Regions from separate parts of the Mus musculus genome. Here all the other regions are linked to region 4. The links are chromatin loops, found by intact Hi-C in ENCODE. Cell type or tissue: left cerebral cortex. All regions are shown on one strand. Region 1 overlaps Pde4d (phosphodiesterase 4D, cAMP specific). Region 2 overlaps Pde4d (phosphodiesterase 4D, cAMP specific). Region 3 overlaps Pde4d (phosphodiesterase 4D, cAMP specific). Region 4 holds the start of Mir1904 (microRNA 1904).

Region 1 (8,000 bases), 81 kb after region 4:
TTGCACCTAATTTCTAAAGCTCAATCAGGAAGGGCATTCTCAAAAGTATGTATCGATTTAGCCCGGTTCTGTGCCTTAGGTGAAGGACTCCATCTCTCCATCACACACACTCTTTTCTCTTTGACAATGACCAATAGTGAGGTTGATCCTAAAATCACCTCCAGAGCATTGTCTGCTTAATTTTTTTCCAACCAATCCATCTTTGATATTTACTATCTGTCAACTCAGGCTTTGAAAAAAAAGCCAAAAACCTCTTTGAAGGTAACCTTCATTTCTCCCTTATAATCCACTGTGTGCCTACATCCCGGGGGCATTCTTCCAACTCTCTCTTTCTGTTATTTCTTGTCACCAAACTATTCATCCCAATATGTGTGGCCTTTCCAATCCATTGAAAAACATTAGCTGCCCGGTTTCCTGCTTTTTACATGGGCGGTCTTAGTATTAGCATTGAACCAAGGGTTTTACCTTCATTTCTAAAGCTCTACTCCAGTCAATGTGCTTTCTAATACTACCTATTCAGGAAATGTTGTTGTAAAGCTAGAAATTCTGGGTACAGAGGCCCATTGGACGTAGTTCATTAATGAAGAAACTTAGAGCCCAGAAATTCAAGACCAAAGACTTGGGCTTGCAGTCTTGACTTTACTGTTCATAATAAGCAGTGACCTTCGGCAAGTTATTTGAGAAAGTATTGGCTTTCTCATTTGTATAGTATAAGTAGGCAATAACATAGTCTGTATACTGCTTTCCAGTGTCTCCATAATTTCTGTTAGGGTTTCTATTGCTGTGATGAAACAGCAGAACCAAAAACTGGAAGTTGGGGAGGGAAGGACTTATTGAGCTTATGTTTCCTCACCATTATCTAAGGACGTTAGTACAGGAACGCAAGCAGGGCAGGAACCTGGAGCACACGCTGATGCAGAGACCATGGAGGGGTGCTGCTTACAGGCTTGCTCAGCCTGCTTGCATAGCCTGCTTTCTTATAGAACTCAGAATCACCAGTCCAGAGGAATGGCACCACCCACAATGGACTGGTGCCCTTTCAGTCACTAATTAAGAAAATGCCCTCTGGCAGGAATCTTACAGAGGCTCCCTCCTCTGACGACTCTAGCTTGAATCAAGTTGACGGTCAGCCTAGACAGTACAATCTCTGAGCCAACCAATATTCTACCCTCGAACCCAGGAAAAGCATAGAATAACCATGTAAACCTAGATCAGGGAAAACAACTTTCTTATTGTAAACACAGCTTCTGGCTCTGCCCCCAAAGTGTGTTGTGTAAGTCCATGTAACAGATTTCTAGGTTTCTACTTCTTTATGTATTAACAGAGAGGCTGGGGATGGGGTTGAGGGGGAGGGGGCTCTTATCCTTGCATTTTTAGTAAAACATTTCTACTTGGTTCTCCAAAATCTTTTGCCTACTGTGTGAAGAACTAAGGTGCTTCCGAGGTTCTGCTGCAGAATTGAAATACTGAGGAAAGGCTCGTACTACAGATATGTGTAGCCAAAGCCGCGGTGCTCTCAGTGCTGCCAGGGCTGGCTTACAGTCACTCTAGGAGCTTGAGCTATTTTGTTCCATGGCTTATTAAGCCGGGCTTAGAGTACTGTCAATAATCAAATTCACTATGTATATCTTTAAGTGTTCCCCAAGAAGTAAAGCCAAACCTTAGGGAAAAGAGAGACCAAAATAATAATAATAGTAATAATAATAATAATAATAATAAATATGGAATATCACAAACCCGAAGTCCAGGGTATTTCTGTCCACAAAGGAAATTAACACACCTGAAAAGGATTTTTACTATTATGCATCTATTTCCTAAAGGATCTCCAGACATGGCTTCCTCCTACAGTTGACTGCCAAGACGATTTGCTAATTCCTGTCCCTCAACCAGCCCACCAGCATTTCCTGTTGCAAATTAGTGTTCCAAGCATTTGAGCCTGATCCTAAACACATCCAGACTCTGGGGGGCTCCAAGCTTCCTGCTCCACTGCCTGAGGCAAAGGGCAGCTCACCCTGGTACCAGAATGCGACCCTGTAAGTATGGTCCGGGTGGTGCCTGAGCCAGGAAGGTGGCAAAGTCAAAAAGACCAGAGAAAGAATGCCACTGCTTTCTTCTAGAGGAGACTGTTTCATTGAGGGATAGCTGAGTGTCATAGACAGGAGCAGGAGGGCAGAATGCTAGGGTGACAGGCACAGATATCAGGATCAACCCAGGAAGGCAGGTCAGAAAGCTTGCAATGCAGCTTTGGTCAAGATTAAAGGGAGAAATGGTCTGAAGGGAATGGACATAGTAGTTAACACTTACGTTGTGCCTTCTATCCTTGTAGAAGGTAAGGAGTATTGTATAGAAGTTCTGGCTCTGCCCCCCTCACTTCATTGCCACAATATACAAGCACATCCTTTTATATGCTTATGACCCAGGTCTCTGATCTTCTGAGGCTCAGTCTAAGAGCAATGGTTCTCAACCTTCTTCATGCTGCGATCCTTTAATTTAGTTTCTCATGTTGTGGTGACCCCTCCCCCCCCCAAATTATGTTAGTTGCCACCTCATAACTATAGTCTTGTTATTGTTATGAATTGTAATGTAAATATGTTTTTTTCCAACGGTCTTAGGCAGCCCTATAAAAGGGTCCTTTGTCTCCTCAAAGGGGTCGTGACCCACAGTTGAGAACCACATGTCTATGCCTCTGTCACATACTAAAAGCTTTGGGATTATCTTTTTTTCATATTTTTAGGGGAAGAGGGAAGGAAAGAAAAAGGAGGAAGAGCAGAAGGAAAAGAAGGAAAGAGTCAGGGCAAAAGGAAAGGAGAGAAGAAAAACAATCCCACTATTAAGTGTACGTACTAGTAGGATTTTTTAAAAAGACAAAACAAAGCGAAAAACCAAAATAAAACAAAAACTAAACCAAATGACCCAAGTTCTAGATATATGATATCCTTTGATAACACACAGCCCAAATCCCTCTATGGGTACTTAGCTCTCTCTCTTTCTGCTCTCACAGGAAAGACAGGCTAGATGTACATGTTCCACACGCTGCTCTCTCTATTATGCATGTATAATGTATATTTTGGAGAGAGATGCTGTTTATCGCGTCTTCCTTTTCAAAAGGAACTCAGTCTTTGGATGAGGAGCGAGCTCCCTTCCCGCATGCGTGTGCCTGTTTCTCTGCTGCCAGTGCATCTGACAGGGAACTTTCACATGATGCAATTTATTAAACCCATGCTTTCTGCCAGATTCTGCTTTAGTGCAAATGCCCTTTTGTTTCCGAGGCTCACATTTCCCAGGCTCAGAAGGGATTCTTTCTGGTGTGACTGGGAGATACGGATCTGAAAAGCAGGTCAGCAAAAGATCCCATGGACTTGGGAAGCTGCCAATCAATGCTGTAAAATAAAGCATGTGGCCCGGGGCTGCTGATATCATCAAACCCATGCTATCTCCTTCTCTTAGTGCTAGGGGAGGTGAGGGTGGAGCCTGCCTACAATCGGTAGAGGCAAAGAAAAAGGATTAGGTTAAATGGGAAATTTCTAAGAGTCACATTTCGCCATTTAAAAAAAAAAAAAATGTTTTCAAAGTCTGCCTAACTCCAAGACCTTTTCCAGACTAGGTGGCCTTTGAATTCAGCGTGAGGTGATGTTCTTAGGACTGCCTCTGGAAGCTGACATCACACAGCCTAGCGCGGACCCTTTCCAAACCTTCAACTTTTGTCAGTTTTTTTCAGTCAGACACTCAAAAGCTCTGAATAGTGTGTGTGTGTGTGTGTGTGTCTGTGTGTGTGTGTGTCTGTGTGTGTGTGTGTGTGTCTGTGTGTGTGTGTGTGTCTGTGTGTGTGTGTGTGTGTGTGTGTGTCTGTGTGTGTGTGTCTGTGTGTGTCTGTGTGTGTGTGTGTGTGTGTGTGTGTGTGTGGTGGAAAGTGTGGGGAGGAGAGGTTTACTTTGCAGTAGCTCTTTTGAAGTGTTTAATTCCTCTCTTGTAATCTGTGTGTGGACACACAGTGTAAGCTATCAGTTTGGGTTCAGCAATTCTGTTCTCATTGGCTGATGTTTTCCCCTGTGGCTCGGGGCTTCTGTCCAGCAGCTGGGTGGCAAAGTTTGTTTTATCTGGATTCAGAAATGTTAACAAATTAAAATCATATTCTCTCTCTGTTTTCTCTGTCTCTCTCCCTCCCTCTCTCCCTCTTTCTCTCTCCCTCTTCCTCCCTTAGTCCCTCCTTATCTCTCCTTAATGCTCTCATTTAGGTTGAAGGAGCCCCTGCAGCTGTGTGTGTGTGTGTGTGTGTGTGTGTGTGTGTGTGTGTGTGTGTGTGTGTGCATGCTCAGGGGAGCACTGTGTGTCTGCTTTTCTTCTTCTTTTTGAAAATACAGGAAATGCACAAAAGAAAGACAGTTCGGTTGGAGCCACTGCTTCCCCTCAGCGCCTTTCCCTCCCCGCCCCCACTCCCCAGCACCGGCTTTTAATTTTCAAAAGCACTGCAATTGCTTGGTGTGGTTTCAAGAGCTGGGGTGCCATTCTCCCTGATGATGACTCTGCTGACGTCAATGGCATTCTTATCGTGCCGAGTGCGACATCAGAAACCAGCCCTCAGAGGCTCCTCTTATTCACAGCGTCTGGGCTCTCAGCAAAACGCGGACCGGATTTCAGCAAGGCAAGGCTCCTTCGTTCCAGCAAGCCAGAGTTGTGCTCTGCAAAGCAGCCGCCTTAGTCTGTGGCTTGTCAGTTAGGATCCTGTCCTCTAGTGTCCTCTCCTTCAAGGACCCAAAGGGGACAAGATTGCTGAGTAGAATGTAGACCTCCCTCAGCTTGCAGATCCGTGTTCCGTGCTTCTGATCCCAGGATGGAAGCCAGCCAACCCTGCTCCTGGTCTGTCTTTAGGGTTCACTAAAGCTTTTGATAGAAGATTATTTTCTTATACTGTGTTGCAGGCTCAGTCCTTGAAGTGATCTTGGTTTTTACTCTCTGAATCAGAACCATATTGACTTCATACTGCAGTGAACACCTTTTCCTTCCTTTTCATAAACATTTTGTTTAAGAAATAAGATTGTGGGGATGAAGAAAATAACCATAGCTCAGTATAAAACGGTATCACTGTGAACTGAACATTTTACTGTCAGTGTAACTGTTGGAGAAATCTCACTGACGTGCTCAACTTTCAAGGGACGCACTAGGTTCTAAGTTCAAGTTCGTTATTCATTTCCTCCCCGGGAGCTGCGGACTGCTATTATGCTGCTAAAGAAACAGCCTCTGTTTGCAGTCAAGTTTATTAGGGTTCAACTCTACCTTCAGATTTCAGATTTGGCTATAGCTCAACTGGAAGGCTGTAAAGACCCAAGGACACTTAGCATGGCAGGATGGTGAACACCTAATCTAAGCAGGCATTGCCTGTCTGACATCAATACAGATGAATCAAATGTTGGTACAATCACTTCTCTAAGATTGCCAAACTGCCTATAACCAACTTAGTAGGAGCAACTGTTCAGAAGAAACTCTGTTTAACACCTCAAGGTAGAGCTATTAGTTCTGTGTAGAAATATTTAGAATCCTGACACTGAAGGATGCCAGCCTGTACTTCACTCAACCCTTCTGCATTCATATGAGGTACTGAAGCCCAAAGACGGTTGTATGGTGTATTCAAGATCACACAGTCATTACCCCCACAAGACTGATAAAAAACTAATGCTCACACTGTCATGGTATTCCAGTGCTGATCTTTTAAAATAAAATAAATGTTATTTTTAAGCTTGTTTTCTTTCTTTCCTTCTGTATTTCGTGTGTGTGTGTGTTGTGTGTGTGTGATGAAGGTGGGGGAGACAGTTGGTAAACTGACTGTGGGCTAGAGGATCTGAGTTAAATCTGCAAAAGCCATGTTAAAATTCAAGGTGTGGTAGCATCTGTTTGTGCTTGCAATCCTAGCTTAGGGGAGATAAAGACAGGAAGGTACTTGGGGCTCCACGGCTAGCCAGTCTCCCTTTGTTGATGAACTCCAGACCAAAAGGAGACACTGCCCCCAAAGGAATTGGATGGTTTTTCTGAGAAGGACACCTGAGATTGTTGTCTGGTGTCCACATACATCCACAGGCACACACATGCACACAGACACACACATGCATGCAGACCACGTATCTTAAAAGGATAAGAGGCAGGGCTGGATGTGTTGCTGATAATAGCACTCAGGAAGTTAGGTAGGAAGATGCTAGTCTAGCCTACACAGTGTGACTGTCTCAAAAACAAACAAACAAACAAAACAAAACAGAAGTAATAATCGATTTGATGAGTTCTGGAAAGAAATGGTAAGTTTTCCTGGATTCTAAAATACATGAAAAAGAAAGAGAGAGAGAAAAAAAAGAAAAGAAAAGAAAAGAAAAGAAAAGAAAAGAAAAGAAAAGAAAAGAAAAGAAAAGAAAAGAAAAGAAAAGAAAAGAAAAGAAAAGAAAATCCATGGGCAGCTCAGACCCAGTGTCTGCTCGTGTACTAGCCAGCCCCTACTGCTACGGACTAAATACTATGATTGACTTGTTCCCTAATTCATGTCATTGCTTGACTGGTGACCTGTATTTGTACTGCTTTGCCCAAAACTTTTGCCTCTTCCTTGGAGGGCTGTGGCTACCTCCATGAATCTCCCCCTGATGCTTTTTGCTCTTGGCACATGTATCTTATTCTGGTTCAGAATGGAGAGATGTGGCAGGGCTGAAAAATGCTGGCTTTAGGGGCAGGCGGACCTTAGATGGAGACTTGCTTGAACTCACTTGCTACTGTGTCATTTCAGAATCTTTCTTAATTCTGTGAGCCACCGTTTTCTGATCTCTTAAGTAGAAATGAAGGCTTCTGCGTTGTGGGTTATTTAAAGAGTTAGAGAGGATGTTTACTGAGGTCTGTCACAAGGTGTGGCACACAAGAGAAACCCAATACAGAATAATGGCTTGGATGAAGGCTTTGTTGTTTGTTTGGAAAAGGAGAAGGAAAGGAATAGGTGATATTTTCTCCCTGGCACTAAGAGTCAGCTCTTCCGTGCCACTGAAATTAGAGAACACTGTTCCTTTAAGACTTTTTATTTTCTGCTGAGAAACTAATTATCTAAAGCAAATATGAGAGCATCAGCCTTGCATTATGAGTTTCATAAAACATAATGGAATGCATTCTGCACTGAGTGTCTGATTACTCTTAGATGTCAAGTTGATGTAAAACCTAATTGTGCTCTTAAAAAATCCTTCAAGGATTATTTAGAAACTGGTCTGTGCGAGCTCTCTCTGAGTCAAACTGTCAGTGTTCACCTGACCGTTAATGAATTGTGTGCACTAAGCTAGCTTCATTCCTTCACCCGAAAGATAGATCCAGATTAAAGACCTTGGACTCTGGAAATCCTAATTGTTTGTGAGATGTTGAGCCATCCCATAAACCGGTGGTCCTCAACTTTTCCTTCCTATTGCTAATTTCTTTTATTATAGTTCCTCATGTTGTGATGGCCCCAACCATAAAAATTACTCCTATTGCTACTTCATAACTGTAATTTTGCTACTGTTATGAATTGTACTGTAAATACAATTCTTTCTTGTTACCTTAGGTGACCCCTGGGAAAGGGTCATTTGACCCCAAAAGGGGTCATGACACACAGGCTGAGAATCACTGCCATGAAATATATTTCACTGTAGACTAGGCAGCCGGAAAATTAACTCATTTTTATTAATAATGAGATTTGCATCCATCCAAAAGTGCCTTTCCCCCTTTGCAGTTAATAGTTTAATATAAAATTGTCATAAGACTTAACTCAGAAACACGTGGTGGTCACCTAGGCTTAAGTTGGCTCGTCCAGATTTCACAAGCAAAACCAAAATCCATCTGCATAAGTTCTAGACTGGATGTGAATCAGGGAAGCCAGACGTTGTAAGAGGAGAAGGATGTATGACTCACAGGAGGGTATTCATCTTTGTGATTTAGCCCTGGACTGGTGTATCAGAGGAAAGGAACTCATTGTCAACAGATCATTAGCCCTTACCTATCCAATACAG
Region 2 (8,000 bases), 680 kb after region 4:
ACCTGCCATGCTAAAGCTTACCATGGAGATGTTACCTATGGACAGACAGTAGATCCAACTTAAAAAGGCACAAACCAAAATTAAAGGCAAGCATTAAAACAAAAAAAAAAATTAAATGTGGGGTTGTTTCTTTTTTTCCTTCTATACCATACTTTCTGTTTATGTAATTTTCTTTCTCTCGCTCACAATGGAGCCTTCCGGTGTACGGAAGGCAGTAGAGTATCAGATATAAACATCAAACTTAATCATACATGTGTCTATGGCTAGAGAAGCTCCAAAGATCTCACGAGCAGTTATTCTTTCCTGATGCTTGCTTCAAGATAAGGCGTACCCTGCTTTGGGCACGTCACCACGGCATCAGATCACGTCTGCGTACGTTTCGCTGTGTCCTCTTGTCTTTGATGGTTCGGAATTGGTTTCCAGGATCAGGATGCCACTCCCTGGTCACTTGTTACCTGAGCTGTGGTCTGGACTACTGGAGGTAAAGCCCAGGATTTAGAGATGTAGGGGAAGTAGTGTCTGATAAGATCAACTAAGCTGCATGCTTCTGGAGAGTCAGACTCTGCGAGAGGAAGTGGGAGATCCCACTGGCCGTGAGGAAAAGATACCGATAATGAGAAACCGGAGAAACCGGATATGCTGCAACTATGATCGTGGCATGCTATAAGAGAGAATCGAAGGCAGCATGCTGAACGGGCTGGCTCTGCACTAAACAACCATATGACAAGTTACGGAGCAGGCCTTTAACAATCAAATAAATGTCCCTGGGGAGTTGTATCTAGTTTTACTGAAACCACTAACCCACCCATGAGTGAAACATTAGAGAGTCTCCCTATGGACCTTTTAGCAATATGAATTGGCTCTGTGAATACTTGAGGCTCCCTCCTTGACTTTAGAGACCGTATATCTGCGGAAGCACCCGGAGACACTCAGAGACCAGTCTGCTTACAATGCAGAAGCTCTTCTGGAAGCTTAGGAGGTAAAACAAACAAACACAACAACAACAAAACCAAACAGGATTTCAGCTCTCATGAGGACTAGGCTGTGCAGGCAGGCCCTGCCAGCCTCTAGACCCAAGAGAAACATGCATGTAGGCTACTTAGACCACCCAGCCTGTGGCGTTCTATTCTGCCAGCCGAGCTAACTAACATTTTTCATGGAACAGATTCTCAAGTCAGTACATACTCTTCCTTCGTAGGGGTTATTAGAGCCCAAAACTATACACAGACACATAGGCCTTTTCTCCACCCCTGATACTCGGAGCAGTGAATGCCTTCCTTTTTATAATTAGGTGGTCAATTATTATTTGTGACGTGATGAGCGAATGTTAACACTGCTTGAGTAGAATTTCCTGATGAAATGTGAGCCAGGTGATGAAATCCAGTTTGGCCAATCTCATTCTGTGCAGGAAAAGCAGGGAACCCGTATCCCAGAGTGTCTTCTAGGAAGACCCCTGGTACTGTTTAAAAAACACCAAGCGGGTTGTTGTTGTTGCTGTTGTTTTGGTTATTTTTGTTTTTTTTTTTTAGTATCTGTGCAGTTTGGGGAGTCAAAAAGTGACTGGAGCAGAAACACCATGAGAGAAGCTAAAAACCATTAAGTGAGAAGGAGTTGGGAGAGATTGTAATAACTCTGGGATGAAAAAAAAAAAAAACGGTCAAGCAACTTGCTGTTGAAACAGATGCTAGCTTGCTTGTAAAGAGCATGGGTGTCTAAATAGCATTCCATTGCGCAATGCTTGTGAATATAAAGAGCTCCTCGGACCATCAAAAAGCCCGATAACGCATAACTGCCACGTCCAGTGCAAACAAGATTTTGTGGGGGAGGAGACAAGAAGGGAACTTGGCTGGTGGCTGGGAAATTTGAGTGAGGGCATTGAATCCACCATGGGATTCTCTGGTGTGGAAAAGACAGATCTAGACAGTGACCCTTCGCTAAGCAAAGCTGAACTAATCTTGCTTAAACCAACTGGAGCCTCCGGTGGTCAGGAGGCAGCTGTGTCTCTGGGCGGCGGAAGGGGGGTTGGGGTGGGGCAGGGCAGGGCAGGGCAGGGTGGGGCAGGAGGGGGTGTAGCAGCTCTCAATAGCTGTGGAGTGACCATGGGGCTTCTTCTCACAGTGAGGGTAATGGGGATCTTCGCCAACTGTTACTAGACGCCAGGAAATAAAATTTCCACAGCCCACAAACAATAAAAACCTCAACTAGTTTTAATGTGGTAGCAGCCAGAAACCAAGCTTCCTGTTGTTGTTCAAGGCCCCAAAGTTCACATTTACCCCCAGGTGAGTCCGTCCTGTCTCCACTGCTGCCCTCCTCCTTTTAGGCAGCGAAACAGATCAACAGGTAACTCTGGACTATGTGTCTATCTGGGAGAGTTATCAATTGCAGAGTTACTGAAAATGACTTTATGAGAGTCCGTATGCAAATACGTGTGTTCAGCCATAAGTGAACTTCAAGGAAGTACGGACAGATGATAAAACTGAACAGGAAGAATTCTCAGAATGTGTCAAAGGATTTGCTCTACCTCAGGGTAAAATCGAAAAGGGCATCTCATTCCTTTTTTTCTTTTTTTTCTTGGTTGTGTGAAGTAGGAGAACCTGAAATGCAGGTTTCGATATTAAAATTAGTTAAGGAAATTGGTGACTTCGGGAGACTCAACAGTGGAAAGGGAAAATGAAGAGGAAATAATTACAGTTGACGTTAATTGGATGACTCATGACAAATAGAGAGAGCCCTTGGAACACAGTGCGCAAACAGCCAGTGCGGGTTAACTGCCGCTCACTGGGTTTGGTTTTGCTAGGGGGAAAAAAAATCACAAGGCTTCAGCACAGAAGAGGAAAAACTTTTTTTTTTTTTCCGATTGTCCAGAGAGACCACACATGTATTTGGCAACGGTGCATCAATGTCCGGCAACTCTAGCTAAGATGGTGAATGATTGCAGAGCTCGGGGGAATTCTGGGATTTACTTGGGGTGACAGCAGATCCCGAAGCTCATCGTCCCTGTTCTTCGCCTGACATATTATCCTTGTACTCTTATCTTTTTGACCCTTGTAAGTACAGACCTCAACCCTCTTCAAAGAGTCATCACTTAAAGGTACAGTGGAGACAAATAAAATTGTTCAATAAATAGTATCCGAAAGTAAGGTCTACGAAGAAGAAAATTTAAGGATTCAAGACTGAAGACTCTTGAACCACACGGAGTCCTTGCCCTTTGCCTCACCCATCTGAGGAAAAGGGCGTCAGGAACACACAAAATGTTTCTGGTTAGAATCAAAGCTCCTATCATGGAGCAGAGGTGACAATACTAACTAAAGACTACCATCTAGTGGCCATTTCGAAGAACTACATGAATTAACAAAGAAGGCCAACAATTCATGAAAACCTGTATTAGTGTTCTCCACTTTGTATCAAGGGAAACAATCGCTTAGAGATACCTAAATATGTGGTAAGTGTTTTTTATTATTAGAATCTAGTTGAAAGCCCATACTAGGTCACAAGACGGCTCAGATGCAGGCCCACAGTGTTGTCTTCATCAATCTGTTTATAACACTAGTGTAGGAATCTACTTACAATACAATATTGTTGCAATCTAAAACACCCTGTATGGAAAGGACAGAAATACAATAAATATGAGTTGTATTGTTATATATGTATTCAGTAATGTAAATGGAGAATTATGACTCTCTCTATTCGGTTGTTGACTCCCCCCTGATTTTCCCTGGACTACCGATTCACAGACTCCCAGAAGCACCGACTCCAATAGCCCCAGAGTCTGAATGACTACCTGGATTCATGAACTCTGCCTGTTTGAGCTTCAACTATTAACTTAACCCTAAAGTGAAGTCTTAGGTTCTCCAGTTCTCCCCATTACCAGAGACAGCTGCTTCGTCTCCTGAAATGCCAGCCTCACCCATGAGACAGGATGGTGAAGGTTAGAGTGAGAAGATTTAGTCAGATTAGGTGCCTGGTCTCCAGGGTGCTTTCAATTCTGACAAAATAGATATTGTTGCCATCAGTGACCCCTTCATTGATCTCAGCTACGTGCTTCAGCATCCTACCCACAGCAAGTTCTATGACACAGTCAAAGCTGGGAACAGACAGCTTTAAAAAGGGGGGGACCTCTAATGACTTCTTTTGTGATTGGGTTACCTCACTAAGGATGATGGAGTATTACTCAGCTATTAAAAACAATGAATTTATGAAATTCTTGGACAAATGGATGTATCTGGAGGATATCATCCTGAATGAGGTAACCCAATCACAAAAGAAGTCATTAGATGGGTATCATCGGGAGCCATCTTGGATCCGGGACTCCGCCGAAAGTAGTCTGCACAGGTGAGAGTGTGCACTACAGAAGCTAACAGCTTCTGGGACAGGCAGGAGCCACAGAGCTTCTGAGGCAGTCCCCTTTTCGGCTCCAGACATCTGGCCACCTTCCCGGCCAGAGGACAGGTGTCTGCCTGGCCCGGGAGAACTTTGTCTCAGCATCGGCGGGAGCCATCTTGGATCCGGGACTCCACCAAAAGTAGTCTGCACAGGTGAGAGTGTGGACTACAGAAGCTAACAGCTTCTGTGACAGGCCAAAGCAACACAGTTTCTGGGAAAGGTCCTGTTTTGGGCCTTCATCTTTGGCCAGAAGGGAGGTCCGAATGCCAGATATCTGTGCACCTTCCCCGTAAGAGGAGATTGCCTGCAGAGTGTGCTCTGACCACTGAAACTCAGAGGAGAGAGCTAGTCTCCCAGGTCTGCTGATAGAGGGTAACAAAATCACCAGAGGAACAATCTCTAAACAGAGACAACTATAACAACTAACTCCAGAGATTACCAGATAGCGAAAGGTAAACATAAGAATCTTATTAACAGAAACCAAGACCACTCACCATCATCAGAACCCAGCACTCCCACTTTGCCCAGTCCAGGGCACCCCAACATACCTGAAAACCTAGACCCGGATTTAAAAGCATATCTCATGATGATGGTAGAGGACATCAAGGAGGACTTTAATAACTCACTTAAAGAAATACAGGAGAACACTGCTAAACAGGTAGAAGACCTTAAAGAAGAAGCACAAAAATCCCTTAAAGAATTGCATGAAAACACAACCAAACAGGTGATGGAATTGAATAAAACCATCCAAGACCTAAAAAGGGAAGTAGACACAATAAAGAAAACTCAAAGTGAGGCAATGCTGGAGACAGAAACCCTAGGAAAGAAATCTGGAACCATAGATGTGAGCATCAGCAACAGAATACAAGAGATGGAAGAGAGACTCTCAGGTACAGAAAATTCCATAGAGAACATCGGCACAACAATCAAAGAAAATGGAAAATGCAAAAAGATTATAACTCAAAACATCCAGGAAGTCCAGGACACAATGAGAAGACCCCAAACCTATGGATAATAGGAGTAGATGAGAATGAAGATTTTCAACACAAAGGACCGGCAAATATCTTCAACAAAATTATAAAAGAAAACTTCCCAAACCTAAAGAAAGAGATGCCCTTGAACATACAAGAAGCCTACAGAACTCCAAATAGACTGAACCAGAAAAGAAATTCCTCCCGACCCATAATAATCAGAACAACAAATGCACTAAATAAAGATAGTATATTAAAAGCAGTAAGGGAAAAAGGTCAAGTAAGCCTATCAGAATTATACCAGATTTTTCACCAGAGACTATGAAAGCCAGAAGAGCCTGGACAGATGTTATACAGACACTAAGAGAACACAAATGCCAGCCCAGGCTACTATACCCAGCCAAACTCTCAATTACCATAGATGGAGAAACAAAAGTATTCCACGGCAAAATCAAATTCACACATTATCTTTGCACAAATCCAGCCCTTCAAAGGATAATAACAGAAAAAAACCAATACAAGGATGGAAACCACGTCCTAGAAAAAGAAAGAAGGTAATTCCCTCAACAAACCTAAAAGAAGACAGCCACAAGAACAGAATGCCAACTTTAACAACAAAAATAATAGGAAGCAACAATTACTTTTCCTAAATATCTCTTAATATCAATGGACTCAACTCCCCAATAAAAAGACATAGACTAACAGACAGGCTACACAAACAGGACCCAACATTTTGCTGCTTACAGGAAACTCATCTCAGAGAAAAATATAGACACTACCCCAGAATGAAAGGCTGGAAAACAATTTTCCAAGCAAATGGTCTGAAGAAACAAGCTGGAGTAGCCATTCTAATATCTAATAAAATCGACTTCCAACCCAAAGTCATTAAAAAAGACAAGGAGGGGCACTTCATACTCATCAAAGGTAAAGTCCTCCAAGAGGAACTATCAATTCTGAATATCCATGCTCCAAATTACAAGGGCAGCCACATTCATTAAAGAAACTTTAGTAAAGCTCAAAGCACACATTGCACCTCACACAATAATAGTGGGAGACTTCAACACACCACTTTCACCAATGGACAGATCATGGAAACAGAAACTAAACAGGGACACAGTGAAACTAACAGAAGTTATGAAACAAATGGATCTAACAGATATCTACAGAACATTTTATCCTAAAACAAAAGGATATACCTTCTTCTCAGCACCTCATGGTACCTTCTCCAAAATTGACCACATAATTGGTCACAAAACAAGCCTAAACAGATACAAAAATATTGAAATTGTCCCATACATCTTATCAGCGCACCATGGACTAAGGCTGATCTTCAATAACAAAATAAATAATAGAAAGCCAACATTCACGTGGAAACTGAACAACACTCTTCTCAATGATACCTTGGTCAAGGAAGGAATAAAGAAAGAAATTAAGGACTTTTTGCAGTTTAATGAAAATGAAGCCACAACATACCCAAAGTTATGGGACACAATGAAAGCATTTCTAAGAGGAAAACTCATAGCTCTGAGTGCCTCCAAAAAGAAACTAGAGAGAGCACACATTAGCAGCTTGACAACACACCTAAAAGCTCTAGAACAAAAGGAAGCAAACTCACCCAAGAGGAGTAGACGGCAGGAAATAATCAAACTCAGGGGCAAAATCAACCAAGTGGAAACAAGAAGAACTATTCAAAGAATCAACCAAACGAGGAGCTGGTTCTTTGAGAAAATCAACAAGATAGATAAACTCTTAGCTAGACTCACTAGAGGGCACAGAGAAAGCATCCTAATTAACAAAAATCAGAAATGAAAAAGGAGACATAACAACAGATCCTGAAAATTCCAAAGCACCATCAGATCCTTCTAAAAAAGGCTATACTCAACAAAACAGGAGAACCTGGATGAAGTGGACAAGTTTCTAGACAGATACCAGCTACCAAAGTTAAATCAAGATTAGGTTAATGATCTAAACAGTCCTATATCCCCTAAAGAAATAGAAGCAGTCATTAATAGTCTCCCAACCAAAAAAAGCCCAGGACCAGATGGGTTTAGTGCAGAGTTCTATCAGACCTTCAAAGAAGATCTAATTCCAGTTCTTCACAAACTATTCCACAAAATAGAAGCAGAAGGTACTCTACCCAACTCATTCTATGAAGCCACAATTACTCTGATACTTAAGCCACAAAAAGACCCAACAAAGATAGAGAACTTCAGACCAATTTCCCTTATGAATATCTATGCAAAAATACTCAATAAAGTTCTCACTAACAGAATCCAAGAATACATCAAAACAATCATCCATGCTGACCAAGTAGGTTTCATCCCAGGGATGCAGGGATGGTTTAATATACAGAAATCCATCAACGTAATCCATTATATAAACAAACTCAAAGACAAAAACCACATGATCATCTCGTTAGACGTGGAGAAAGCATTTGACAAAATCCACCACCCATTCATGATAAAAGTCTTAGAAAGATCAGGAATTCAAGGCCCATACCTAACCATGATAAAGTAATCTACAGCAAGCCAGTAGCCAACATCAAAGTAAATGGAGAGAAGCTGGAAGCAATCCCACTAAAATCAGGGACTAGACAAGGCTGTTCCCTCTCTCCCTACCTATTCAACATTGTACTTGAAGTCCTAG
Region 3 (8,000 bases), 67 kb after region 4:
ATATCTCTTTCCTCCCTTTCAGTTACTCTTTAAGGCCTACAGTTACCCATTCTGTAGGAAATCCTGTCTCTCTCCCTGGAAACTCTCTCTCCAAAGTGTCTCAAAACCTCAGAGAATGTTCAGCTGTCAAAATATAATTTCATTCTAAACTTGTGGAGGTGAAAGAATGGCCAATTAGCACACAAGTTTCTCTGTGTTTGTCATGGACTATCTGCATATTTCCCTGTCCATGGCAAAGGTCTCCCAGACGTCTAGGATGACACAACCCTGGGCTTCAATATTGCAGATCTTTTGATGGAAATCAGTTATTCCATACAAATCAGTCTTGCTCAGCATAGTTAGAGGCATTCACTGAGCTGGGGTCCCACTTGCCCCAGCCCTACCCCCACCACAGCATTATGCCATCTAGGGATTGTCACATCACTATGCTCTCTAGATAATAGCATGGATTATTCCCTGAATACATGCTAATGGCATCATCCCCTTATCACTAAAGCAGACCAAACGTTGAGGAAGGGTTTAGTCTCTGGTCCCAAAACTCCTGCCTTTCTTGGGTGATTTGCCTCTCTCCCTAATGACGTCATCAGAGGGCAGTTCCTTTTATCCCCTTTGTTGTATGACTATAGGTACAATATTTACATAACTGTGGGAGCCCACTAAATGACCTTTGTACAAATAATACATGCTTAAACCTCCTGCAGGATTTTCAATAATAAAGTCCCAGGGAAGTAGAGATTTAGGATCTCTCCCTGTGTGGTTACTCTCATATTCATGAAAATGCTTATTGTACTATGTAAGGGTCATTTCCCCCAAATTCTTTTACTTTAGGGCTAATTATAAGGACAAGGTGAGGTTAGGCCAATTGAAACTCTGGTCCTAAGTGCCCTTTCCTCACAGATCAAGGGCATAGCCACTCTAATGATCAAGTATTCAAAAAGAAAGAAGGAAAGCTTTGCTCAACCAATCCAATAAGACAAAAAAGAGATTCATTGAGAGGTAAATATTTGACATTCCAGAGTCATATTTGGGGATGAATACAAGAATAACGTTTCAATTAAATGACAAAGTCAGCCATGGTGTTGTTTGGTTGGTTTTTTTTCCCCACCCTATGTTTATTTAAATATAAGGGAATGCTCAGTATTAACATGAAAATGTACCCATCTAGTTGAGTTTCCTATAATACAATTAGAATGCATGCCTGTCCTGCCTGTGCCTCTAAAACCCAGATGCAGCTTACAATCAATGCCATCTTGAATTTGACAAAATGAACTTAGTAATCAGACTTCTCAATTGAATCAAATGACTACTTTAAAAAAGCAAATGCAGATAATCTGGAAATCGCCCAAGCACGGAGGTCGAAACCCCAGGATCAGATGTGAACTTACAACTCTGTGTGATATTAAATCTGACATAGACAATAGCATTATCCCCTCCAATGGGATGTAAGCTGTCAGCTGCAGGTGACAGTAGAACCCATGGAACTCTCATCCAGTGTGTTTAGCATATATGGGAGACGTGGGGTACCCCATCATTACAGCCGGGGGGGGGGGAGGAGTCTCAAAACATAATAGAGGGAAACACGTCAGAGTCATTAAGTTCCTGGCTTCTGACTCCATGCATGCCAAAGCAGTTGCTAACTGGGATTCTGTTTCCACAGTGGCTGAGTGATGGGAAGAAAGTGAACCCAACAGACAAATAGGACATTTCTCAGTAGCCTTCTCACTGCAAAGTACTTGGTGATCTTGTACTTGGATGTTCTTGGGTTCTGGGTGTCTGCAATGGTACCCCTCTAATTGGGTTCTGAGAAAACCAACTTTCTAAACCTAGGGAGCCAAGTACAATTGCTCAGAGGGTCTATTACATGTCTAAGCTACTTAAGTGGACAATTTATCAGGTCAAAAGAAGTGAAGAATTAAGGGTAATTAGGTCAAAATTGCCAACTGGCAGTCCTTAAGCCAAAGCTGGCCCACAGATGTGGACTATTTGGCTCACACACATTGTTTAAAAATTGGGAAAGCTCACATTAAATTTCACATTTCTTTTCTCAAAGAGAAAGAAGAAAGAAAGGTTTGACAAAGGGAACCACGCTCTCTGCTCAATTAGCCCTACCTTCAGCCAATCAGAAGCTGCCTCCATGGAACAGGCTGCTTCTGCCATCTGCCCATGGTCCCCAGACCTTACAGTCCACAGCGTCTCCCTTTATAATTCTCATCTGGCCTCGGCACATTTGAGCTTAAGAACCAATGTCCTTTAATACTAATTTTCATGAAATAGATAATTCATGCTCGTGAAAGCCTTTTCACAGAAATAGATAATTTTGGTGATTTGAGTCAAAGGAATTACTTGAAAACGAACTCTACTTTCTACCATTACAGCCATCATCATGGAGAATAGAGAGTGTTCAAAACAGGACACAGGTGTGGGTGGAATAGAAAGATTATCAGACGGGGCTTCTAATGAGTAGCTGGACCTGCCACAGTAAATATTTAATCCCCGAATCTGTTACACGGGAATAGTAATGTTCATCATATGTACACAGACGTATATAATTGAATCATGTAGCATGGAGTTCTTAACTTTATAGAACTTCAAAAATGTCTACCGAATTAAGTTTTGCCAATTTCGTTACTTTTATTTTACTTTGGAATTATTCCAAATTGACTCTTCCATAGTTATGCACTGTGATGAGGTAAGGAAACTGACATTTGTTGGATGCTGAACGTATGCTGTTTCATGAAGCCCTCGCAGCAAGACCATTAGGCAGTCCTCCCCCCTTTTATAAACTGAAAATCAGAGCTCAGGAATTCCAAGGTGACTTCCTCAAAGTCACAGAGCTGTCTTGAAAACCACAGTCATCTTACGCCAAAGCTTTTACACGTGATCACGTGTGCCCCAGTAGCCTGCGTAGAGATTCACTTTGGTTACCAGTTAAAAATACAAGCTCACCTATTCCTTCCCAAGCTTGCTCCATCAAAGCTTAAGGGGTGGGGGTGGGGGGCAGGTCACGTGTTTTTTATCTGAGCTTCATGGGTTTTCAAGCAGGAAACCTGCTTGAGAATGCTCATACAGGGTAGAAGTGAAGAAAGGAAACTATCGTATTCAATAGAAGAGAGAAAAGAAGGGAAGACGGAAAGGAAGGGAGGGAGGAAAGGTGAAAAGTAGGAAAGAGAAGAAATGAGAGGCAAATAGGAGAGGGAAGAAGCCGGGGAGAAGAGATCTCAGCACTAATGTGCGGCAGCTGCCGGACCAAGTGAAGGCTCTTACTAAATGGATGTGTTCTTTCTATGTGCGCCCAGCTTGTTTACTGCAAACCCAAGGAGTCAGCCAACAGGAAGCTCAGTTTGCCACTGCAGAGGAGTAGAGCACTTTGAACTCTGGGCATTTTGTACACCCAAATTACATCCTGTGATACACATAGTATTTGAGCTGTTCCGCAATACAGAAGCCAATTATTCTTGGCACGTACTTCTGTCGCGCTATCCGAATCGCCGTCCCTCACATGTGGAACTGTGCCACATCAAATGCACCAAGCCATAAATTCCTCAGACTCCCCAAGATGAAAGTCAAGGGCTGAAGCAGAAGACGGCTTGGTGCATATGCTGCATTGCATGGGGGTGCGTGGGTAATCTTATTTTGCTGGGTCTGTTGTGAGTAACTGGGGCTACCGAATTCTGTTTTGGGGGGGTTTGTTTGGTTTGGTTTGGTGTGGTTTGGTTTTTTTGGTGGTTGTAGTGGTATTGTTTTATGTTTACTGTTTGGTACATGCTGAATTTTTTTCTCTGAAGTAATTTGGTAACAAGTCTTTATATCCTCAAATTTGAGAGCAGTTACTTCATTATATAATTACCTTTTTATTTTTACAAATAAAAGTTATTGTAAAAAGTAATAAACTTCAGGGGGGAAAAAACCACTCTAGCTTCCATTTTGCATTGATAGTGAGTGGATTAAAAACTACAACTTGAGATTGATTAGCAGCATTTGTGTGTGCGCGTGTGCATGTGCGGGCACATGCATGCCCAAGATTATGGGGTAATAGCCAAAAAGAGGAAGATCAAGAAAAGGGCTAGTGTCTAAAGGCAAATGGACATTAGCTTCAGGTTTGAAGAAGATCCATTACAGTATTTTTTTAATGAGCTTTATAAAATATTAACAAATTTAGAGACATTCAGGGAAGTAGTACCACATCCTATGATGTTCCAGCTACCCCCAATCTATTGTGGCTTGATTATAATAAATGAAAAGTCACAGATATGAGGCATGGTGACACCTGCCTATAATCCCAGTTCTTAGAAGACCAAGGTAGGAAAGTTGGAAGGGTCAGTTCGGCTTGGGCTGACTATAAATAGCAAGACTCTCTCTGAAATTATAGTATAAAATTCTCCAAACATACAAAAATGAAACACACATGAAAGACAAGAGACAATGAGAATGTCAATAGACATAACCAAAGAAGAACCTTTCCATAACATAACATAACAGTGAAGTGTGTGTATAGATATGTGTGTGATATGTGTATATGTATGTATGAAAAATACTAACATTTGCAAGAAAACACACAAAGTAACATGCAAGTGCAGAAGCATTGAGTAGTATCAGTTCCTTCACTGGCACTAAAAGCTGGAAAAGCATGCACTGATAATCTTTCAAGCCCAGAATGCAAGTAACTGCCTATTAAAATTGCTACACCCAGCAAAGTAAGCGCTTACAACTGGTGATGAACTGAGAGCATTCAAAGGCAGACCCAGATTAAGCCAATTCATAAGATGAAGGCCGGCACTGCAGACACGTCTCAAAGAAAACAGCATGTGGAAGAAGGCGCCCGCATTCATGAGAACATAAGACAGCATCTTGTGAGAGGACCAGAGAAACAGAGACGCCTGGACAGAGCCAAGCATGTCCAACACTGAAAGCTAGGAATAACGGCAGGGAGTGGAGGAAGAGAAGAAATACCAGTCAGAGCATCAATCGAAAAAAATCGGAAGCAATACCCAAATTCTCCCAGTAACAACCTTAAGTGCAAATGGATCTCACAGAACAGAGAAAAGACACGGACTAAATGACTGGGCTCATAAACAAGGTCCAGCCATTGACTTTCTCCATGCAGTCCTTTTATTGGGCAAAGACGTCTAACATCGTCTAAGTGTCAACGTGTGGAAATCTACCAACCAAGAAACAGAAATCATAAACCAGCTGGCAAGATGGTTTTTATATGGGATAAAGTTGACTCCAAACAAAAACTAGTCAGAGGGGCAGTGCAGATATAATGAAGGGGAAAATCAGTAAAGGGTAGATACAAATAATTATTTATGCATTGTATTTGGGGATCTGAAGATACTAAAATTAAAAGAATAAAAAATAATATCATAAAACTTCAATAACCTACTTATATATTTGGATAAGTCTTCCAAACTAAAATTCTGTAAAGAAATTTCAGAACTAAATTATGTTAAATATCAACTGAGCTTAACGGGTATTTACAGAATATCCCAGGCAACAGAGTGCATTGTTCTTAGCAGCACACTGAAGTGTCTCTAAACAAGAAAAAAATAAAAATAAGATAAAAAAAAAAGTGTCTCTAAAATCTATCACATTTTATACCATAAAGTAAGCCTTAATAATCGTCTAATTCAAATAATTTCTTAATTTCTTATGTTCTTTCAGACTACAGTGGAAAAAGATTAGAAATCAATAGTAAAATACACCTTAGAAAACAGAGTCTCTGCGTGTGTGTGTGCGCGTATGTGTGTGTGTGCACAGAGATTAAGAAAATAATCTAATTATGTACCATAAGGCATTAGATAAAGACAAAACTAAACTTAGTAGATGTCAAAAAAAATAATAAAATATAAGACAAAAACTGAGAAACCAAAGGAACAATCGCAGAATCACCCACATGAAGGGTTGGACTCTTTGAAAAGATCAGCAATGTTGATAAAGCCCTACTCAAGTGAATTGAAATGAATTTGTTCACTTTCTAGAGAAGAGCAAAGGTGATAAAGCAGGGATGAAAGGGGGTTGCTATGGCAGATTCCAAGGCAATCCAGAAGATGACTAGGGACTGTGTTGATAAATGGACACCAAGCTGGACACCAAGATGAAATAGATACACTTCTAAACTCACACGACACAAACACAGAGACAAAACAAGGAACACTGAAATCATCCAAGGACAGCCATAACAGAGTCAGGGGAGGAACGTGGGGAGAGGAAAAAAAGGGGGTAAGCAGAAATTTAAAATCAACCCCCCCAAAGGAAAGCCCATGTTCAAGATGGTAAAAATGCCATGCATAACTTTTACATAACTTTTATCTCAGTACATTGTTATAACTGTTCTTTTCATTAATAGTTATTGTGGCTAATCTCTTATTAATACACACACACACACACACACACACACACATATATCATAGAGTTTGGTGCTAGCTGTAGTTTTAGGCCACTTGACACATATTCTGCATGGGTGTGTATGTGGGTATGGTATCTGTGCATGTGTGTGTGTGTATTATATAGGCACATCCATACTGAAACAAATAGCAGTTCTACTTAATAATTCCTTATGTGTGATGCTCTTTCCCTTTCCTACTGTATTCAGTTTCTTCTTTGCTTATTTCTGGCTAAAATTGATTATCTTAATGCATGAATAGTTTATGACCCTCAATTAAAAAGTACCAAAACTTTGGACACAGAGGTCAGGAAAGTAAACAAAGTTCCCTCTCATTACCAAGACATTAATTTAAAATTTAAAAATAACAATAATAAGATAGGCAAAAATATGAATTAATTTTAATAATGCTGATAAAGAAACGTCTGGAGCTCTGAGAAGCTCTTGGAGGGAGACTTCACTGTCGTTGGGACATTTAAATGGATTTGCTCAGGGATGATTACTCTCTATTGTCAACTAGATGAGATCTAGTCTAGAAAAACTTAGCTCAGCATGCCTGTGATCTGGATAAGCCAACTGAAATGGGAAGACCTGCCTGCCCACTGTGGGTCGCACCATCCTCTAGAATCACATCCCTATCTCATTACAAAGGAAAAATGAGCCCAGCACAAGGTTTCTCTGTGTAGCACTGGCTGTCCTGGAACTTGATCTTTAGACCAGGCTGATCTGCCTGCCTCTACCTGAGTGCTGGGATTAAAGGTGTGTGCCACCAACAACTGCCTCACTGTTTCTTTACTACAGATGGCTTAATTCCTTAAGCTCCTGTCTTCATGACTTTCCAATTTGATGATACCTATACATACTTCAAACTGTGAGATAGATGATAGATAGATAGATAGATAGATAGATAGATAGATAGATAGATAGATTTTAATAGATAGATTTTAAATTTTCCCTTTTTCCTAAACAGCTTCTGTATGGGTATTAAAACAAATGCTATGTCAGGGAAAGCTCGAGGTAAGAATGGTCAGCAGGAAGGACTATTGGATCGTACTCAATCCTACTGGGTCATCACCCAGTGATGGTGCCCATAAGCTGGTCTAATGTTCCATGAAATATGCCAGGACCAGTGTTGGCACTTGATCTATCCTGTTTGACCTCGCTCACGTTTAACTGAAATTAAGAGGCACATGGTCTCACAACTAGTAAACAGCAGGGCTGAGGTATGGCACAGTCTGATTCTAGGGATGTCAATGGTTTTTTTTTTTTTTTTTACCCAGGATGATCTGATCTATATTAAAATATTCATTAAATTTACAAAACAGGTATGGGAAGTTTGTGTTCTTTAACAGAAGAACTAGACAAGGAACAGGCCATGCTCTGACACCGTTGCTGTTTCCTAGGACTTGGTGTTTTTTCTCTATCTGATGCTCAGCTCCTGACCTCCCTCAAACCCTTTCCTCTAAAAAGAGGACTTTCCTGTGGGCTACAGGGGAGATAGTTCCTACAGATTTTAACCCTTTTCAATTTGCTTTATTCCAAGATACAGCTATGTAAGCATCAACCCAGAAATGTGAAGTTTGTCAGCAAAATGCAAGCTCAGTCTCTGTGAACATCT
Region 4 (8,000 bases):
GCTACAGCTGTGAACAACCCATCTTCCTTCCTGCAAACCTCCTGGCCGGAAGAAAACCGTTATCTGAAGTCAACAGCAAGTGCTAGCCTGTGCTATGCGCTGGCACCCATACGGCAGCAGGGGGAGCCAGTGGGAAAATAGTTGAGAAGAACCAGGCTCCAGAAGAGAAGCTTAATTTGTTCTCAAAGCAGAGGAAGAGAGCAGCAATGGACCAAAAAGACAAACTAAGACTAACAGAGAACGCGTCACTACGTGTGCAAAGCCGATGTGGGTGCCTTTGAAGGGAGCCACGGAAAAACCTTAAGTCTTTGCAAAGGATGCTCGAATCCCAATTTCAAGACCAAGTTACAGTTCGCTGGAAAGCCCAGTGCTTTTCAAGAGTGCTGAGCTACCAAACTGCCCCCAAAATGTGAGAGCAGACACAAGCTAGTATTTTTAGATTGATATGTTTTAGGGCTATTTCAAAAGGATTTCATTTTTCTCCTGCAAGCATCACTGATCTTACATGGAAGACGCAGTAAAATGAGCATTATTAGATCATGAGAGGGTTGTTGCAAGGTTGGAACAGAAATTTCTTTGAACCCCGGGGACCAGACTTCTGCCGGCTCTCATGCAGACACCTCCCAACCCTTATCTGACCCCTTTGGGGTGTGTGTGTGACCAGAAACACCATGAAAGTATCTTAAAGTATTTTACTTTGAAAGTATTTTAGCTTTGCAAAATCTGTATAGAAGGACAGCAATGTGCCCCCCAGACTCATACATATGTATGTCTTGAAGGCTAGCAAGGCCTATATTTCCAGCTACAGTATAGCAGAAAAACACCTCATTCTATCTGGAATTTAAATGTGAACTTAAGAAATGCCTGGACATCTCCTTAGAACCTCAAACTATTCTAGCTATTTGTGGATGATAAAGACATATTACAAAAATCTATGACACATAGAATTTCTACCAAAAATTACTCTTGTGCAGTAAACTAATAAAATCGAATATTTCAGACAAAAAAAGGAACTCAAGAAAACTTGACCCCAAACTCTTATATTGCCCTTTCAAAATGGTTATTGTTATGCCTCAGATTATACTAAAGGAAAGTGTAGCTTAAAAAGTTTACATTATGATTTTTTTTAATAACTCAGTGAAGAAGAGAATAAAACACAGAGTGAACTTCTAGGTCTGTCCGCCTCTAAAGCGCTGAGGCCTCACTGAAATTGCCCTCAATTGCTGGTTCCGGGGTAGGGGATGGGGGTGGGGAGGGAAATCTGTACAACTCTTAGGCAGATTAATGTGCATTTGAGAGTAAATGCTGTAGATGTAATCACTCAAATTAAATGCCATCTGGAATCTCTTACGCCTCCAATACAAGCATCTAGCATGTGTTACAGCCACCCCTTGCCTTGGCCAAGATTTCAACCATATTCTTGTCCTGAGCAAGCAGTCTGTGTACACTGTGACAGCAACACAGAAAATATGTTGTCTGCTAGACATCACCTTAAAGCTACTAATCATTGCCAATTTCTTTTTATTGAGATCTTTTAACTATATGAATTCTCTGTTAGCAGGCTTAAAGATCTGGCTTCCCCGCTTTCTGCCTGCCAAATCACCTCCATAATAGATCCTGTCTGTTATCAGTTTAAAAAAAATCTAGACGTCTTATTCGTGCATTATTGTGTTTTTAATATTAGGAAAAAAATGTTTAAAACTTCCACAGAGGAGAATACTATCCTGATATTTCAAGGCAAAAGAAAAATGAGTCGATTGCATTAACTGAATATAGGGCAATAAATTTATCAACCAAGAAGTAACTTGCCAGACTCATTCACTCAGATATAATAGCCCAAGGAAGCTGTTCACATTGCCAGCCAAAATGAAGGCAGGCTGTCTCTCCCAGCCCTTGGTTGACCAGTTGTTCCAACACATTTTATCACTGGGTGGAAGTGGCTTGTTTATTAAGTAGAAGGCTGACGTTACAACCACTCTCAGGAACTTTTCTTTTTTCTCTAAGCTAACTTTCTCATCTCTGAAAGGGGCTCAAGGGTTTAGGAATGAGTGGATTCATAAGGCAATGAATGGCTTTGACGCTAAAACTTCAAGCAATAGTTAACTGGGCAAACGTACTTAGTATTTATAATATATAATGTACAATATTATATATGTAAGTAATAATATTTAATGTGTCATGTTAATGATCCTTTGACCACCAGGCATCAGCACAGCTGAATGCATTTTGAAGAATTGCAAAATTTGAAGAATTGTGAAGAACTCTTCCTTTATCTCACTTCAGCCAAATTAACCCACCTCCCATAGGATCCTGTAGTAGCTATTACAAAGTCTGAAAACTTTTTTCAATGAAGATTTTTTTTCTTTTTCTTTTTTTAAAAAAGACACAGCCCTGTCTAATTTGGTGCCTATAAAAGACAGGCATTATTTTGAGCAATCCCTGTGACATAAAGTTTTCAGTCTAAAACACAGACATAAGTCACTTCACAGTTTAAGTCACGATGCTGTTCGATCTCACATCAATTATTAAACTCAAATGCAGGTTTCACCATCGAGAATATGGATTTTAGGGAAAGTGCATGCAAAGTGTGGTCAAATTATGTTGAAAGTATTGTCAAATGAGGCTGAAATAACAGGCAAATGCATGTATCTGGCCAAGGGGCTTTCAGAGTTTGATCTGTCTCTTGCCACATTTATACAAGAGATACGAGAACACGGGCTTACCGATAACGGCCCGCTCAGCGCTTAAGACACTGGACATATTCAGCATGTGTCTTCTGCTTTATAAAGCAAATTATAAAAAGATAAGGTTATATTTTAACAAATGTCACAGCTTGTTAGTCCTAGGAGAACAATGGCACTCAATGCTGCTTCTCGGAGGTAATAGTCCTAGTAGAAAGCAGTAACTGTCATTGGAATGAAGAGCCGAGCTGAATTTAGAAATGAGGCCCAGATGACCACAGGGGGAAAAATAAAAGGGCAAGAATGCAGATTTGATTATCAATATGGTACAAACCGGTGAGCTAGTACTTTTGGGGAGCCCGGTTAGTTAAAGGCCAACTTTTCACTTCAGCAACAATGCTAACTCTATGAAAAGTGTTCTGGATACAACAATCCCATGGCTGCCTGACAAGCTAAGGCATATATATATATATATATATTCTGCATGAGAAATAAAGCAGGTGGGAAAGAAACCATGCTGAGCAAACAGAACCAAAAAAAGAAAGCATCATTCACCGACAGACAGGGATACAAGAGGCAAAATGTCACCACCCTCTTGACCTTGTAAAGAGGTGTCCAAAACTACAAGAACCGTCTACAGAGACAACTCCTTCTAACTGCCACAGATCCTGATTGACTCGTTCGGCCGTTTGCATCAAATACGTAGAAGCCTCCTTCCCTGGCCCCTAGGCCACCCGGTCATTAAAAAACACATAATCTCAATTATTTCTTTGCATAGCCGAAGACGTAAAACACATGATTTTGTTGTTTTACATGTAACTCTGGAAGTATTCTACCTTATCTCCCAAGCTGCTTAACAGCTGCCTGATGCTGAAGGTTACTTCATTAATTGCCAAGACCAGCAGCGCTTTGGCACACATGACACAAATGCCCAGCTGAAGCCTAGTGGCGGCTAAATGACCTCAGAAACCTGGACCTGTTCTCCAAGACCGAAGGAGACAAAGGCAGCATAAGACCCTCCGAACTTTGTTCTCTGCAGATGGTACATACAGGGAACAGAATATTTAAAGGCTCCATCCTCCCAAGGTACCCTGAGAACCAGAGAAATGGGAGTGAGGGTTGCAAGTTCAGTGAACTCTTCAGAGTTTCAGCGAGGTAGGAGGTGGCGTCCTGGTGCCTTCACTGAGTCCTGCAACGCTTTTTTCCAACAAGCAATCTTAAGCAGTGCCTTTGATGATATGCAACGCCACCACCAGACCCTACTGGGTTTCTGCTTCAAGGGCAAAATGTCACTCTAAGGACCCTTCGTCCTAGGGATACTCGAACTCTGCCAAAGTTGGTTTTGCAAATAAAATGTTTAATCTACCTGAAGAGAGGTGTGCAAACAGGAACCTCCCTCCAGAGGAGCAGAACAGCTAACTTGCAGTCAACGTGACAAAATTTTCTCTGTATTTCCCCAGGTCACAGGGATCGGTGATTCCCCAGCGTGGGAAACAGCAGTCTAGCCGCGTCACTGACACCAGAACCAGAACAGGGGCTTACCTTGTTGGAGGCCATCTCACTGACGGAGTGCCTGGTCTGCAGGGTCTCTAGCTGGTCCAGACACCAGTCCAGCTCCTCCAGGGTCTCGCTGGCCAGTTTCTGGTAGGCCTCCTCTGCGAAGAGACAGGGAAAGGAGGACTCAGTTCGTAAGCGCTTCACGGGACCACCAGCGAGTTCAAAGGGGGCCATCCTGCCGTACCCCGCCATGCTCGGATGCCCGGTGCCCGCACATGAGGGCTGCTCCTTCATATTGCAGGGCCCGGCGGCGCGCGGGGGGCTGAGGTTGGACTAGTGGGGCCGGGCTCAGGCTGGCTGAGATGCTCCAGCTTGACGTCGCGGGTCAGCCTCCAGGGAGGGGCGCAAAGTGCTGCAAGGCCAACTTTGGCACGGGGACGGCGGGCGGATTCTCAGTGGCGCGCGAGCACGGGCTTCCCTGCGTTGGGATGCTGCCCCTGGTGGCCGGCTCGGGGGGAGGGGGTGGGAGCAGGGGCTCGCCCCGCAGACCGGCGAGCGGCTCCGGGACGTCCGCGTCCCGCAGCCCCGGGCTCCACGCCGCCGCCTGCCGCGAGCCCCACGCGCGAAGCGAATGAATCAGCTGCGGCCGCCGTTTCCTGTTTTGTCGCTCAAGTCCGCGGGCGGGCGGGCGCAGCGCCGCTCCATGCTGGCTTTCCGGGAACACTCCCCCTTGCGCCCCTCGCGGCCCCGCGGCGCTGTCTGGCTCCCCCGCGACTCCTTACGAAAGGGTTCCGAGTTGCAATAAGCCGTCCGGACCGCCCTCCCCGCCACCTCGCCGCGGCATCGCCCCAAGGCAGCCGGCGCCGCTGCTCTGAAGCGCAGCCCGGAGGGAGGCGCAGCCACGCACGCGTGTATCTGTGTGTTTGTGTGTGTGTGTGTGTGTGTGTGTGTGTGTGTGTGTGTGTGTGTGTGTGTGTATCTGTGTGTGTATCTGTGTGTGTATCTGTGTGTGTATCTGTGTGTGTATCTGTGTGTGTGTGTGCAGCGCTGCTGTGGAGCTGTCTTGCACCAGAGCAGCGGAAAACCCGGCGTGGAGCGCCCGCCGCCTGGGGTCCCCGCGGGGCTCAGGCGGGGCTCGGTTGGCCCCCAGCGCGCAGGCGCGTGCAATCGCGCACCTGCCCCGCGGGGGACCCTGGGGTGCACAGCGGAGTCCCGGGCCCTCTATCCCAGCGCCGCCTGCCAGGCCCTGCTGTCCTGGGTTGCAAGGTGACTTAGGACAGGCACTACCCTTTCTGCATGCAGGTTTAATTTAAGTTTGCGAGTTTCCATGGATTTGTGTCCCAAAGGTTAGGATTTACTTACTCAAAGGGAATTGTGGGAATAAAATCGTCTCTACTGGGGACAGACTGTCAGTATCCAGCCAACCCCTCTAAAATTTGGGTTAGATGTAAACAGACAAACCATAATGTTGTGGGGACAGAATGCCTTAGAATGTGACAACAGGCTACATTTCACCTTCAGAATTACCCTAGAGCTACCTTAAAGGAACAGCAATGGGAACGAACCAAGGAGCAAGGGGAATTTACACATGCCCTGCTGGGGTGTCTCCTCTGCAGAAAACACAAGAACACCCTAGACTTGGGGCTCAAGACAGAAAGTCTAGTAGTCTGTTTTCTGCCCACTATGGACGAAATGGACTGTCAGAACTATGGGGCAATGGGTTCTGCTGATAAAAGCTGACGCAGGGAACTTGGCCACTTTCCCTAAGCCGGTCAGTTCCGAAACTGAACAGCAATCTTATTTCAGAAAGAGAAAAGTTGAAACCCCAGGGGTCTAGCCTACAAAACTGGCAGGAGAAAGGAAAAGCCTTATGTGAAGTGGTGGGGTTCTCCTTTTCCCCTTCTGATCTACAGTATTGTGGGGGAAAGAAGTTCTGCCCCAATGTAGGCTCCATTAATTATCAGGCGGGACAAAGAATGCGGTGGGTTGAATCTCAGGATTCTGAGATTTCCTTACATTTGTAAAAATTTCAGTAACTTTTAGAGTGTGTGAGACTTGCTTCTTGGCTTGTCCTTCTCTGACATTATTGAACTGTATGCTCGTCATTTTGACTGCTGAGTATTGAAATTTGCCTCTAATTGTGCGTCCCCTCTTCACTAATCTCTAAAGAGACCTTAAGTCAGCAATTCCTTAAACCTCCTGAATTGAAATTTAAAGTTGATGTTTCTTTCTTTAACAATGGAGACGATCTTAAAGATAACTGTACAAGGTAAGTGTTAAATAGTTTATCTGTTTGGTTTTTCCTGATCACAAAACTGCAAAATATTACAAGTTGGCTCTGTAAAAGAAAGATGCGCAAACATGGAGAGTCCTTTGTGGCCCCACAACCTAGAGCGCTGAAACACTAGTTTAATATTTCAAAATACTGAATCCATTCCATATGTAAGTGGAGCACTGACTGGACGCCATGGTGGTCTGTTTCTTATACAGTTCCGGTGTTTCTGCTTTCCTCCCTTCTCTATGTAAAACAGGCAGTCAGAAAATTGAAGGAGGAAATTAACATAAAGCCAGGTGAGACGTTCATAGTTTGTATATGCCGTGCGGTCAGAGGCATAGCTATTGTGTAGAATCCATCTCCTGTCATTTTTTTTTTTTAGTTATCCCAAGCCAAACATCCTCTCTGCACATCTTTAAGACTTGATGTCTCTGCCTTCTGCCACCCGACTCTGAGAAAGCAAGAGTTCCAGGGGACCTCCCAGTGTGTGGCGTATACTTCCTACCCCCACCTTGGCGATCTTCATGAAAGCTTTCTGAAATCAGAAGTAGAATTCAGACCTCGGACCTAGCAGAATATGGCTCTATGTATTATATTTCAGTCTTTTTTTTTTTTATGAGAAACAGTAACTCCGGAAAGTTTCAATTTAATGTTTCAAGACACTTAGACATGGGCTTTGCCTTTAAGTGGGTGGTATAGCAACGTGAGGAGCAATTGGTTGCCAAAGATCCAGTTTATATTGAAGTCATGGCTTAGCCATTTTGACTATCAGAAATCAAGTAAGGTCACATACATACGTTCAAAAATGTTCCACATGCTCTCTATGTATTTAAAGAATGAAATTAACCTCCAGCATTTGTACATACTGCTGAGAGAATATTTACATACGGCGGAATAAACAAATTTCGTTTATAAAACCAATGCTGGGTTTGTCGCGTTAGAATTTACTTCTTTCAAACTCCGGGACTGAGACAGTGTGACAAGCTACAGTTTTTCAGGGTCATTATTATGTCTTCAAGTTCAGGCATTTTAAACCCCACTGTTCTAAGACAAGGCCTAACTGACCTTTCTATCCCTCCTCCCCTGGCGAGTGGGAGAATTCAATGTGGAGTTGCCAGCTATCCTACAGGAAATTGAGTCACCCCACCAAACAACACACCTAAATGCCATCGGCAGCTAGCTGGCCAAACACAGCGAACCAGTTTAATAGTGGCCTTTACCAAGAACACAGGTTGCATTCATTAATAGAGTGCCCCCTAGGGGGTCGTATATGCTGTGGCCCTACTTAAAAATATATATGAAAACTTTTCTATTTAACTGTGCGAATCTTGCTTCATTTGAGGGGCTACTGAGAGGAAAATGCCCCACCAAACGCTATTGGCTAAACTCCACGTGGACTGCAAAAGGGCTGTGTCACAGGCAGCTGTGGAGTAACAATAAACATCGGTGGGTTCTGTTATTCTGTGTTCTTCAAGGCACCCTGAGCTGTGCCATACCCAGGCGTCTGCTTCAACTCTCCTGGGTATAAGTAATACTCAATATTTGTG

What was found. A loop is a pair of places that touch in the nucleus more often than their neighbours do. Peaks named below come from ENCODE experiments on the same cell type or tissue, not always from the same donor. Only the 100,000 strongest peaks of a DNase experiment are listed, where the experiment ranks them.
Region 1: a loop joins it to region 4, with 5 times the contacts of the local background. A loop is called at or near these places in 27 of 42 quality-filtered maps.
Region 2: a loop joins it to region 4, with 8 times the contacts of the local background. A loop is called at or near these places in 10 of 42 quality-filtered maps.
Region 3: a loop joins it to region 4, with 2.1 times the contacts of the local background. A loop is called at or near these places in 26 of 42 quality-filtered maps.

The regions. Positions count from the first base shown.
Region 1 is chr13:109,819,132-109,827,131 of GRCm38, reverse strand. All of the region lies in intron 7 of Pde4d (phosphodiesterase 4D, cAMP specific), which reads right to left. Among named protein-coding and RNA genes, the nearest start is that of Mir1904, 81 kb to the left of the region's middle. In left cerebral cortex, no CTCF peak of the experiment used is centred here; DNase peaks (open chromatin) are centred at 3,227, 4,046 and 4,589; H3K4me3 peaks cover 1,556 bases; H3K27ac peaks cover 2,499 bases.
Region 2 is chr13:109,224,677-109,232,676 of GRCm38, reverse strand. The region is part of intron 3 of Pde4d (phosphodiesterase 4D, cAMP specific); the gene reads right to left. Among named protein-coding and RNA genes, the nearest start is that of Mir582, 96 kb to the left of the region's middle. In left cerebral cortex, a CTCF peak has its summit at 3,325 (motif pointing left); a DNase peak (open chromatin) is centred at 3,260; H3K4me3 peaks cover 734 bases.
Region 3 is chr13:109,833,071-109,841,070 of GRCm38, reverse strand. All of the region lies in intron 7 of Pde4d (phosphodiesterase 4D, cAMP specific), which reads right to left. Among named protein-coding and RNA genes, the nearest start is that of Mir1904, 67 kb to the left of the region's middle. In left cerebral cortex, no CTCF peak of the experiment used is centred here; a DNase peak (open chromatin) is centred at 3,413.
Region 4 is chr13:109,899,913-109,907,912 of GRCm38, reverse strand. Pde4d (phosphodiesterase 4D, cAMP specific) reads right to left here. Exons shown (of 17, transcript NM_011056.3): 8 at 4,224-4,336. It overlaps Mir1904 (microRNA 1904), which reads right to left and starts at 4,104; the gene lies at 4,025-4,104. In left cerebral cortex, CTCF peaks have their summits at 105 (motif pointing right), 4,777 and 7,713; DNase peaks (open chromatin) are centred at 4,609, 4,883, 5,217, 5,686 and 2 more places; H3K4me3 peaks cover 2,505 bases; H3K27ac peaks cover 987 bases.